2 separate regions of the Homo sapiens genome follow, and region 2 is linked to region 1. Evidence: read pairs that join two places in POLR2A ChIA-PET (ENCODE). Cell type or tissue: IMR-90. All regions are shown on one strand. Links, peaks and the distances in the headings refer to the core of each region. The heading gives the core; the rest is flanking DNA. Region 1 has its middle 16 kb from the start of MYO18A. Region 2 overlaps TAOK1 (TAO kinase 1).

Region 1 (5,380 bases), core at 70-5,069:
TAGGATCTCCAGGATTCTGTTTAGGAGGGAGTTAGAGAAGGCAATCAGTTACAGGGAAGGCTGGGGTCTGGTCTTTACCCTGAGTTTGTATAGTAAGCATGCTACGTACTGCTGCGTAGTAAGCAGGCTACGTACTGTGTCAGCTGGGTGCAGTGGCTCACGACCGTAATCCCAGCACTTTGGGAGGCTGAGGTGGGAGGATCGCTTGAGGCCAGGAGTTCGAGACCAGCCTGGGTGAGATAAGAAGACTCCCTCAAGCCTCTACAAAATATATATATTATATATTATATAATATATATTATATATAATATATATTATATAATATATATTATATATAAAATATATATAATATATATTATATAATATATAATATATATAAAATATATTATATAATATATAATATATAAAAAATATATAATATATATAATATATATAATATACAATATATATAATACACACACACACACACACACACACACACATATTTTCTGAGATGGCGTCTCACCCTGTCGCCCAGGCTGGAGTACAGTGGCATGATGAGCTCGGCTCACTGCAGCCTCCGCTTACTGGATTCAAGCGATTTTCCTGCCTCAGCCTCCCGAGTAGCTGGGACTACAAGGCATGCGCCACCACGCCTGGCTAATTTTTGTATTTTTAGTAGAGTCAGGAGTTGGGGTTTTGCCATGTTGGCCAGGCAGTCTCGAATTTCTGGCCTCAAGTTATCTGCATGCCTCAGCCTCCCAAAGTGCTGGGGTTACAGGCATGAGCCATGGTGCCCGGCAAATTTTTTTTTTAATTAGCTGGGCATGTGGGACACACCTGTAGTCCTAGCTACTCAGGAGGCTGAGGCAGGAGGATCACTTCCGCCTAGGAGTTTGAGGTTACAGTGAACTATGTTCATGTTACTGCACTCCAGCCTGGGTGACAGAGTAAGACCCTGTCTCTAAAAAAATACAATAAATAAATAAACTACATGTTTATTTGAGAGGCAGAAGGGAGAGTGTTGACAGAAATAATGGGTGTAAATGCCCCACAAGCTATACCCTTGGGAATTTTTTCAGTAATTCTCAGGGTCAGAAGCTGCAGAAATGTAAAGTAAAATGAGATTGTTGCAATATGAGGCCTTAAGGAGAATCCACTGGACAGAGACAGGAGGATGTAAGGCCTGTCTCTTTCAAACCCTGACATAGTAGTCAAAAAACATGTTACCCTGGACTCGGAAGAAACACAATCTAGGTCATGAATTTCCACCGTGGCATCTTGGGAGAAATATGCCTGGTACTATGTCGATCTGAAGAAAATGCCAAGACAGTTGGGAGGCCCGAAAGCCTGTTGAGTTAGGAAGAGTTCAGTGGAAGCCTAACTGTAATAGAAGTGTGCAGCCTGTCTTGGTGAATGTTGGGCTGCGTTGGGCTCCTTCTGGGAGTCACTGCTTCCATCTTTTCTTCTGCAGTGTCCTTTTCTCTGCCAGCTTGTTCTTCCCATCCTTGTCAGGCAGCGAGTGGCATGCCTGGGCGTCAGGCACAGATGGAGCTGGAGCTCTTGCTGTGGGCCAGAAATAGCTTTGCAAATATCTGGCTGTGGGGGCATTATGTTTTCGTCCCCTTCCCTTCCTGTCCCCTCACTTCAATTTCTTGTGATTTCTGTGTCCACAGAAATCACAAGATGAGCGACTGGTCATTCCTGGGCTGGCTCCTGACCCGAGTGCAGAACGATTCCACCGTGGTTGGCAAGGTATGGCTCACTGTCCTGGTCTTACACATCCTGCTTGTCGCCCTGCTGGGAAGTGCTGTCTGTGGGATGAGCACTGCAAGTTCATCTGCAATACCCTGCGGCCTGGCTGCACCAATGACCACTTCTCCCACTTCCGCTGGGGCTTTCCAGATTGTGCTGGTGGCCGTACCCTCCATCTTCTTTGTTGTCTGTGTGCTGCACTAGATGGTGAATGGGAGACAGTGGATGTGGAGAGGGGGTACCTGCTGGAAACCGTGCAAGAGCTGGCAGCTGGAGGGGCTCTCCCTGGACCCAGGCTGGGGCCCCTTGGGGCTTCTTTCTTTCTAGAGGGGCAGCTCTTAGTAGGAGAGGAGGTTTTTCCCCAAATGCCTTGGGGCTGCCACCTGGTACCCCAGCCTGCAGTCATACAGGGTCCTGGCTGTCTGCACTGCCCACGTGGTGCTGCGGGCCTGCATGGAGCTGGCCTTCCTGGTGGGGTCTACTCTCTGGGTGTGATATGCCATGGTTGCTTCACTGCCACTCCTCCCCTGTCCCTCCAGTCCTGACTGCTTTGTGTCCAGAGCCATGAGGAAGAAAATCTTCCTGAACTTCATGTGCAGGTGGGGTTGGGCTGCTTCCTCCTGAACCCGATGGAGTTGTGCTACCTGGGCTGGGTCTTCCCTTGCCAGGCACGCTCTGTGGCCTGCACCAGCTAGTGCTACTTCTGCTCCACTGTGATGAGGAAGGACCGTGCTCCAGGTGCCCTCCTGCTGGTGAGTGCCCCAGCAGTGCAGGCCCCAGCACCGCACGCCCCATGCTCACTGCCCGGTGGTGACAAGCAGCTGGCTTAGGGTAGCAGCAGAGACCTGACACTCCCCCCCAGCAATGCCACTCAGCAAAAAAATCCTGCCATCCTGCTTGGTCTTTGAGGGTGGGGAATGTGGAGTGGGAGTGGAAAACCCTGCTTCTTTCTGAAGATGTTACCTCAACAGACACAGTTTAGTGAAGTGATGAAGAGTGAGGCCTCTGGAACCCAGGTTCAAATCCCAGCTCTGCCATTTACCAGTGGTGTAACCTCAGACAAATTGCTTAACTTCTCTGTACCCCAGTTTCTCTAACTGAAAAACGGAAATCATAATAGATCCTCACTCCTACTTCATAGGAATGCTGTGAGGGTGAAATGAGTTTATACATGTAAAGTGCTTATAGATAGTAGCTGGTAACAAACGTTAGCCATTTGTATTAACCTCAGCTGCCTACAGCGTTGCTTTTGCTTGCCTAGCTTCCTGGGCCACCCACAATTGTGGAATCTATTGTCAATTCCTCCCTCAGTTGCTCTTACGGCTGTTGGAAGCCAAGTCCCCACACATTCTTCCTTGTAAGTCTCTCCTACACCTGTCCCCTCTGTTGGGTCCCCAAGTCATCTTCCTTGTTCAAGTTTGTATTTTCGGCCCCCTGCACTGCTGTTGCTGAACCTGCCAGGCACCTCTCTGCCTGCACTGCCCTTTCCTCTATTCCAACATACACCTGCCTCGCTGTGGAATCTCCTTGAATTAATCACTTAAAGTTCCTATGCCTGGAAACCAGCATCTTCCATGAGCCAGCCTGGACCTCCTTTTCTAGCCGGATCACCTACTTTTTCCAAAGAAGCCCTCCATTCTAGCCACACCAGGAGCTGTGCCTGGGGCTCCCTCCCCTACCTCCCACCCTTTGCTTGTGTTCCCTCCCGGGGACCTCTGACGTGGGAGGCTTCAGGACTAAGTTCGAATCCTGCCCCGCCACTCGGTGGTTGTGTGAGCTTGCGTAAGCTACTTGGTCTTCTGGTGATCAGTTTCCTGCTGTGTCAGAAGAGACTAATCATACTTTCTTCACAGGGTCATTGTGAGGATTAAACAAGATACTCTGAGTAAAGTGCAAGGCACACAATGTTCATCAATGAGTAGTAGATGCCATGATTATCACCTACATTCTACTATTATTGCTCAGATACTACCTTTTTTCTGTGCAACGTTCCTTGACCACTGCTCTGATTTTTTTCCTCTGTGCCTCCAAGGCAATTTCACTTAACAATTAGTCACGCAGTATTTTGTGACTTCCCCTTTACTGTGGTCTTCAGCAGTTATTTAAATCCCATCCTGCTGTGTAACTTTGCACATGTCTCTCATTGGTCTTTCATCTCAGTTGCAAGGAGGGGTGGTGACGATGTGCTTTGCAGGAAGAGGACACAAGCTTCTGCTCCCAGCTTAGCACTTTGCGTGGAATAGGAGCTCAACTCATATATGCCGATTTAATTAATTTTGAAATCTTTAGGCTACAATTAGAACTGAGTCCAGACTGAGCTGTACTTGAGGCATGTCAGAAAAGCAGAGTGACAGACATTCCTCCAGTGTCTTCCACAACTTGGGCCGATTTCTAACAATCCTTTAACAACTAAAAAAGTTCCTTGCAGGGTCTAATTTCAGTCCTGCTTGCTGCAATTGAAGCTGCTTTTCAGCCTCAGATTATTGATGTCTAGGTCCTAAAAAGTGTGTGTGGCGGGGGCGGCAGGCGCAGTGGCTCACGCCTGTAATCCCAGCATTTTGGGAGGCCAAGGCGGGCAGTTGCCTGAAGTTGGGAGTTCGAGACCAAGCTGGCTAACATGGTGAAACCCCGTCTCTACTAAAAATAAAAAAATTAGCCAGGCATGGTGGTGCACGCCTGTAGTCTCTGCTACTCAGGAGGCTGAGGCAGGAGAATCACTTGAATCCAGGAGGCGGAGGTTGCAGTGAGCCGAGATCACACCTCTGAACTCCAGCTTGGGAGACACAGCAAGACTCCATCTCAAAAAAAAAAAAAAAAGTGAGGGGGACAATATCTAGGATAATTGGAGATGTCAACCTCCTGTGACCCAGCAATTCTATTCCTAAATATATGCACCAGAAAATATCTTGCACAGTGAGCACCTGAAGATATGTCTCACAATGTTCATAGCAGCATTATTTTGCAAATAGCAAAAACCAGAAACAACCATGAATATTTATCAACAGAATAGACAGACTGTGTTATATTCACATCATGGAATATTATACAACAGTGAAATGAATAAATTAGAGCTAATCATATTAATAGGAATCTTTCTTCTTTATTTTGTTATTCTTTTTTTAAAAATAATAGGAATCTTTCAATGATGAGCAAAAAGAGCAAGTTTCAGAAGAGTAATGACAGTGTGGTATTATTTTTACAAACTAGGTAAAATAATATTTTATATTGTTTGAGGATATATGCTATGTAATAAAAGCGTATGGAAGTGCATGGAAATAACAAACATCCAATTCAGAATAGTGGTTGCCCCTGGGAAGGGGGAGGATAATGCAGGGTGGTACTGAGTGTTCAAACTGAGTTTGAGTAATTCTTTCTTTCTTTCTTTACCTCCCTCCCTCTTTCCCTCCCTCCCTTCCTTCCTTCCTTCCTTTCTTCCTTCCTTTGTTCCTTTTCTTGGGATGGAGTTTCGCTCTTGTTGCCTAGGCTGGAGTGCAATGGTGCGATCTCAGCTCACCGCAACCTCCGCCTCCTGGGTTCAATCGATTCTCCTGCCTCAGCCTCCCAAGTAGCTGGAATTACAGGCATGCGCCACCAAGCCAGCTAATTTTGTATTTCTAGTAGAGACAGGGTTTCTCCATGTTGGCCA
Region 2 (5,380 bases), core at 212-5,211, 320 kb before region 1:
TGCAAAGTCCCTGAGACTAGAATGGAATTGGAATATTTTCAGGAAAGATTCTTTTGATAAAGGATTTAAAATTTCTCATCACTCAAACTTACCTCCCTGACAAGGTCCTGCTCTAAGTTATGACGCCCAAGTAACATTCTTCTCTTGAAGCGACGGCATTCCAGCTCTAGGTATTGTCTTTGACGTCGAAGAAGGTTAGCTTCTTCTTCTGCTTGGAAATGCTGTATATTCTCCTTCTGCTTTGAAAGCCACTCCTGTTTTTCTTTTTTGGGGGTACTCTGGTTTTCATTTAGCTCCTGGCAACATAAAAAACAACTCAGGTAAAAATAGGCCTGGCACGGTGGCTCACGCCTGTAATCCCAGCACTCTGGGAGGCCGAGGTGGGCAGATCACCTGAGGTCAGGAGTTTGAGACTAGCCTGGCCAACATGGCGAAACTGTCTCTACTAAAATACAAAATTAGGCTGGGCGTGGTGGCTGACACCTGTAATTCCAGTACTTTTGGAGGCTGAGGCGGGCAGATCATGAGGTCAGGAGATCGAGACCATCCTGGCTAACACGGTGAAACCCTGTCTCTACTAAAAATACAAAAAAAATTAGCCGGGCATGGTGGCGGGTGCCCGTAGTCCCAGCTACTTGGGAGGCTGAGGCAGGAGAATGGTGTGAACCTGGGAGGCGGAGCTTGCAGTGAGCTGAGATCTCGCCACTGCACTGCAGCCTGGGTGACAGAGCGAGACTCTGTCTCAAAAAAAAAAAAAAATTAGCTGGGTACAGTGGCATGGGCCTGTACTCCCAGCTACTCAGCAGGCTGAGGCAGGAGAATTGCTTGAGCCCAGGAGGCAGGGGTTGCAGTGAGTCAAGATCACACCACTGCACTCTTTGGTGAAACTCCGTCTCAAAAACAAAACAAAACAAAAAAACCAACAACAACAACAACAAAAAAAACAGGGGTCGGGTGCAATGGCTTACACCTATAATCTCAGCACTTTGGGAGGCTGAGGCAGGCAGATCACCTGAGGTTGGGAGTTCGAGACCAGCGTGACCAACATGGAGAAACCCGGCCTCTACCAAAAATACAAAATTAGCCAGACATGGTGGTGCACACCTGTAATGTCAGCTACTTGGGAGGGTGAGGCAGAGAATCGCTTGAACCCAGGAGGTGGAGGTTGCAGTAAGCTGAGATGGCATCACTGCACTCCAGCCTGGGCAAGAAGAGCGAAACTCAGTCTCAAAAAAAAAAAAAAAAAATTAGCCAGGTGTGGTGGCACGTGTCTGGAGTCTCAGCTACTTGGGAGGCTGAGGCAGGAGCGTTGCTTGAACCTGGGAGGCAGAGGTTGCAGTGAGCCAAGATTGTGCCACTGCACTCCAGCCTGCGTGACAGAGTGAAACCCAGTCTCAGAAAAACAAAAACAACACAACGAAAACCCCATAAAAATTACCTACGTGAATATTATCATTTTGCATCAGTAAATTTTAAATAAAAGTTCTTGGCTGGGCGCGGTGGCTCACGCCTGTAATCCCAGCACTTTGGGAGGCAGAGGTGGGCAGATCACCTGAGGTTGGGAGCGCAAGACCAGCTTGACCAACATAGAGAAACCCTATCTCTACTAAAAATACAAAATTAGCCAGGCATGGTGGTGCAGGCTTGCAATCCCAGCTACTCGGGAGGCTGAGGCAGGAGAATCACTTGAACCTGGGAGGCGGAGGTTGCAGTGCAGTGAGCCGAGATCGCACCATTGCACTCCAGCCTGGGCAACAAGAGCAAAACTCCGTCTCAAAATAAATAAATAAATAAATACATACATAAAAATTAAAATAAACAAATAAAAGTTCTTAATTGTGTTTTTTCTCTAATGCTCAGGCAGGGCAATGCCCTCTAGAAGGCAAGTGGTATTTACATCTTTCTTTTTTTTTGAGACAGAGTCTTGCTCTGTCGCCCAGGCTGGAGTGCAGTGGCGCGATCTCGGCTCACTGCAACCTCCACCTCCTGGGTTCCAGTGATTTTTCCTGCCTCAGCCTCCTGAGTAGCTGGGATTACAGGCATCTGCCAGCATGCCCAGCTAATTTTTTGTATTTTTAGTAGAGACGAGATTTCACCATGTTAGCCAGTATGGTCTCGATCTCCTGACCCTGTGATCCACCCGCCTCAGCCTCCCAAAGTACTGGGATTACACGTGTGAGCCACTGCACCCGGCCTTTAGATCTTTCTTGAGTTACCCACTCAATCGGAAAGGAAAGAGAGATATGTACACCAGAAAACATGTGTATCTTTTGTCTCTGCACAGCTACGTTTCTGATGGTTCCTAACTTCGAAGTACACAATGATTGGTTAATAAAGTAAAACACATCCTTCTTTAAAACCTTCCCAAGAAGAGACAGAAGATAGTACTTTCAGGTAAAAATCACGAGTGAACTAGGACAAAAATACAGTTAAACATCTCGCTTCTTGGTTTTTGACATCCTTGATGCTAAGTTTTTGGCAAAATTATGGAAGGACTCAGCATAAGAAAACTGGAAATTAAATGGAAAATAAACAAAACCATGGGAGAATAGAGACATACTTTATGAATGGTATTTAATTTTCAGCATTAATAACCACTGAACAAATCAAAATTAATGATTTTCCACATTGTTTTACATACCAGCTCATAAACTATCTCAATAAGAATGCATTTATATTGAGCAATGTGAAAAAACTGGCAATATACTCAATGGAGCAAACTAGAATTTTTTTTTTTTTTTTTTTTTTTTTAGATCGAATTTCACTCTGTGACCCAGGCTGGAATGCACTGGCACGAATTCAGCTCCCTGCAGCATGGACCTCCCAGGTTCCAGTGATCTTCCCACCTAAGACTACTGAGTAGCTAGGACCACAGGTGTGTCCCACCATGCCTGGCTAATGATTTTTTTTTTTTTTTTTGCTAGACACAGGGTCTCAACATGTTGCCCAGGCTGGTCTTGAACTCCTGGGCTCAAGCGATCCTCCCACCTCAGCCTCCCAAAGTGCTGTTATAAGCATGTGCCACCCACCACTCTGGCCTTGATACTCTTTTGGTAAAAAATATACTAGTATTAGCATTCTGTGGCCAGGAATGGTGGCTCACATCCATCTGTAATCCCAGCATTTTGGGACGCCAAGGCCGGAGGATTGCTTGAGCCCAGGAGTTTGAGACCAGTTTGGAGAATATGGCAACACTGTTTCTACAAAAAATAAATTATAAAATTAGCTGGGCATGGTGGTATGCGTCTGTGGTCCCAACTACTTGGGAGGGTGAGGTAGGAAAACTGCTTCAGCCTGGGAGGTAAAGGCTGCAGTGAGCAGTATTGTGCCACTGCACTCCAGCATGGGTGACAGAGCGAAACCCTGTCTCAAAAAAAGCAAAACAAAACACCATCAACATTGTTTAGAATATAAATAGCTCATTTTTCTTAGTATAGGATCATTTTTCAGAGACTACTAGACCTCATTCATGGTCTTTCCCTTTAGTTAATAAAATATTCAAACACATAAAAATAAAAAGCACATAAATTATTACTTAAGAGTTTATGTGTATGCACGCTATGGGAAGAGAAAGGAATAACATGGGCACACAAGTAGACTATATACCTGGTTATCTTTTTCTTTTTCGAGGCAGAGTCTAGCTCTGTCGCTCAGGCTGCAGTGCAGTGGCCCAGCTCACTGCAACCTCCACCTTCCAAGTTACAGGGATTCTCCTGCCTCACCCTCTTGTGTAGCTGGGATGACAGTTGTGTGCCACCATGCTTGGCTAATTTTTTTATTTTTTATTTTTTTTAATTTATTTTTTGAGATGGAGTCTCACTCTGTCACCCAGGCTGGAGTGCAGTGGCACGATCTCGGCTCACTGCAACCTCTGCCTCCCGGGTTCAAGCAATTCTCCTGCCTCAGCCTCCTGAGTAGCTGGGATTATAAGTATGTGCCACCACGCCCGGCTAATTTTTTTGTATTTTTAGTAGAGACAGTGTTTCACCATATTGGGCAGGCTAGTCTCAAACTCCTGACCTTGTGATTTGCCCGCCTCGGCCTCCCAAAGTGCTGGGATTACAGGGGTGAGCCACCGCGCCTGGCCATACCTGGGTATCTTTTTCAAAATCTTCTGCCAGGGAACTCTCCCCTCCAAGACTCTGATATGTCCCTTCCTCTCTACTGAGAATCATTATTCTAAATGAACACAAATACATACACAACAACTTAGCTTCTAAAAGAAAATGCATTTATTTGTTTGACTATATGGTATATGCCTAAAGGATTATCTAAACAAACTAATCCATAAAGCTAAAGTCTGATTTCACTGGAAAACAAAACAACTGCATTTTGTTGGAGATTTATTTATAGTTGGAAACTCTATTTACTATTGTTTCAAACTCAAACTTCCAGTAGAGTTTGGCTTTCGAATTATAGTCATGGGAGTATACTGCAAATTATACCATTTAGAGTTGTAAAAATCTTGTCAGTGAAGCTCACGTGGCAAGGTATAGAGCAAGTCTTTGTGCCACCAATAGGTACACAACAAGACATACATATCTGATTATAAGGCAAATTCCTACACATACAAAAATCATTAATATCAAATTGATTATACTTATTTTATCAAAATCAATCGATGTATCACAGTATGCTAATTAATTATATGAACTAAAAATTTCAATCATCCTATAAGACGGGGGGGGGGGTGGGTAAATTAAAAGACATATCATTTTTCTGTCCTAGTGACTATCTTGAATAATGATCCTCTTTAAGAAGTTGTCGGGCCAGGCATGGTGGCTCACGCCTGTAATCCCAGCACTTTGGGAGGCCAAGGCGAGCAGATCATGAGGTCAGGAGATTGAGACCATCCTGGCTAACATGGTGAAATCCAGTCTCTACCAAAAATACAAAAAATTAGCCGGGCGTGGTGGTGGGTCCCTGTAGTCCCAGCTACTCGGGAGCCGGAGGCAGGAGAATGGTGTGAACCTGGGAGGCAGAGCTTGCAGTGAGCCGAGATCGCGCCACTGCACTCCAGCCTGGGTGACAGAGCAAGACTCTGTCTCCAAAAAAAAAAAAAAAGTTGTCAGCTGGATGTTGTGGCTCACACCTGTAGTCCCAGCACTTTGGGAGGCTGAGGCGGGTGGATCACAAGGTCAGGAGCTCAAGACCAGCCTGGCCAAGATGGTGAAACCCTCATCTCTACTAAAAATACAAAAATCAGCCAGGCGTGGTGGCAGTCGCCTGTAATGCCGGCTACTCAAGAGGCTGAGGCAGGAGAATCACTTGAACCCAGGCGGCAAAGGTTGCAGTGAGCCGAGATCATGCCACTGCACCCCAGCCTGGGCAACAGAGTGAGACTCCATCTCAAACCAAACCAAACCAAACAAACAAAAAG

The links. Peaks named below come from ENCODE experiments on the same cell type or tissue, not always from the same donor. Only the 100,000 strongest peaks of a DNase experiment are listed, where the experiment ranks them.
Region 2: POLR2A ChIA-PET joins it to region 1 with 12 read pairs; 3 of 35 experiments call an interaction of 5 or more read pairs at or near these places.

What each region holds. Positions count from the first base shown.
Region 1 is chr17:29,194,075-29,199,454 of GRCh38, reverse strand. It overlaps the pseudogene LOC100421028. Among named protein-coding and RNA genes, the nearest start is that of MYO18A, 16 kb to the right of the region's middle. In IMR-90, for the core only: no CTCF peak of the experiment used is centred there; no DNase peak of the experiment used is centred there; H3K27me3 peaks cover 573 bases.
Region 2 is chr17:29,512,369-29,517,748 of GRCh38, reverse strand. TAOK1 (TAO kinase 1) reads right to left here. Exons shown (of 20, transcript NM_020791.4): 16 at 93-296. Among named protein-coding and RNA genes, the nearest start is that of ABHD15, 52 kb to the left of the region's middle. In IMR-90, for the core only: no CTCF peak of the experiment used is centred there; no DNase peak of the experiment used is centred there; H3K27ac peaks cover 503 bases.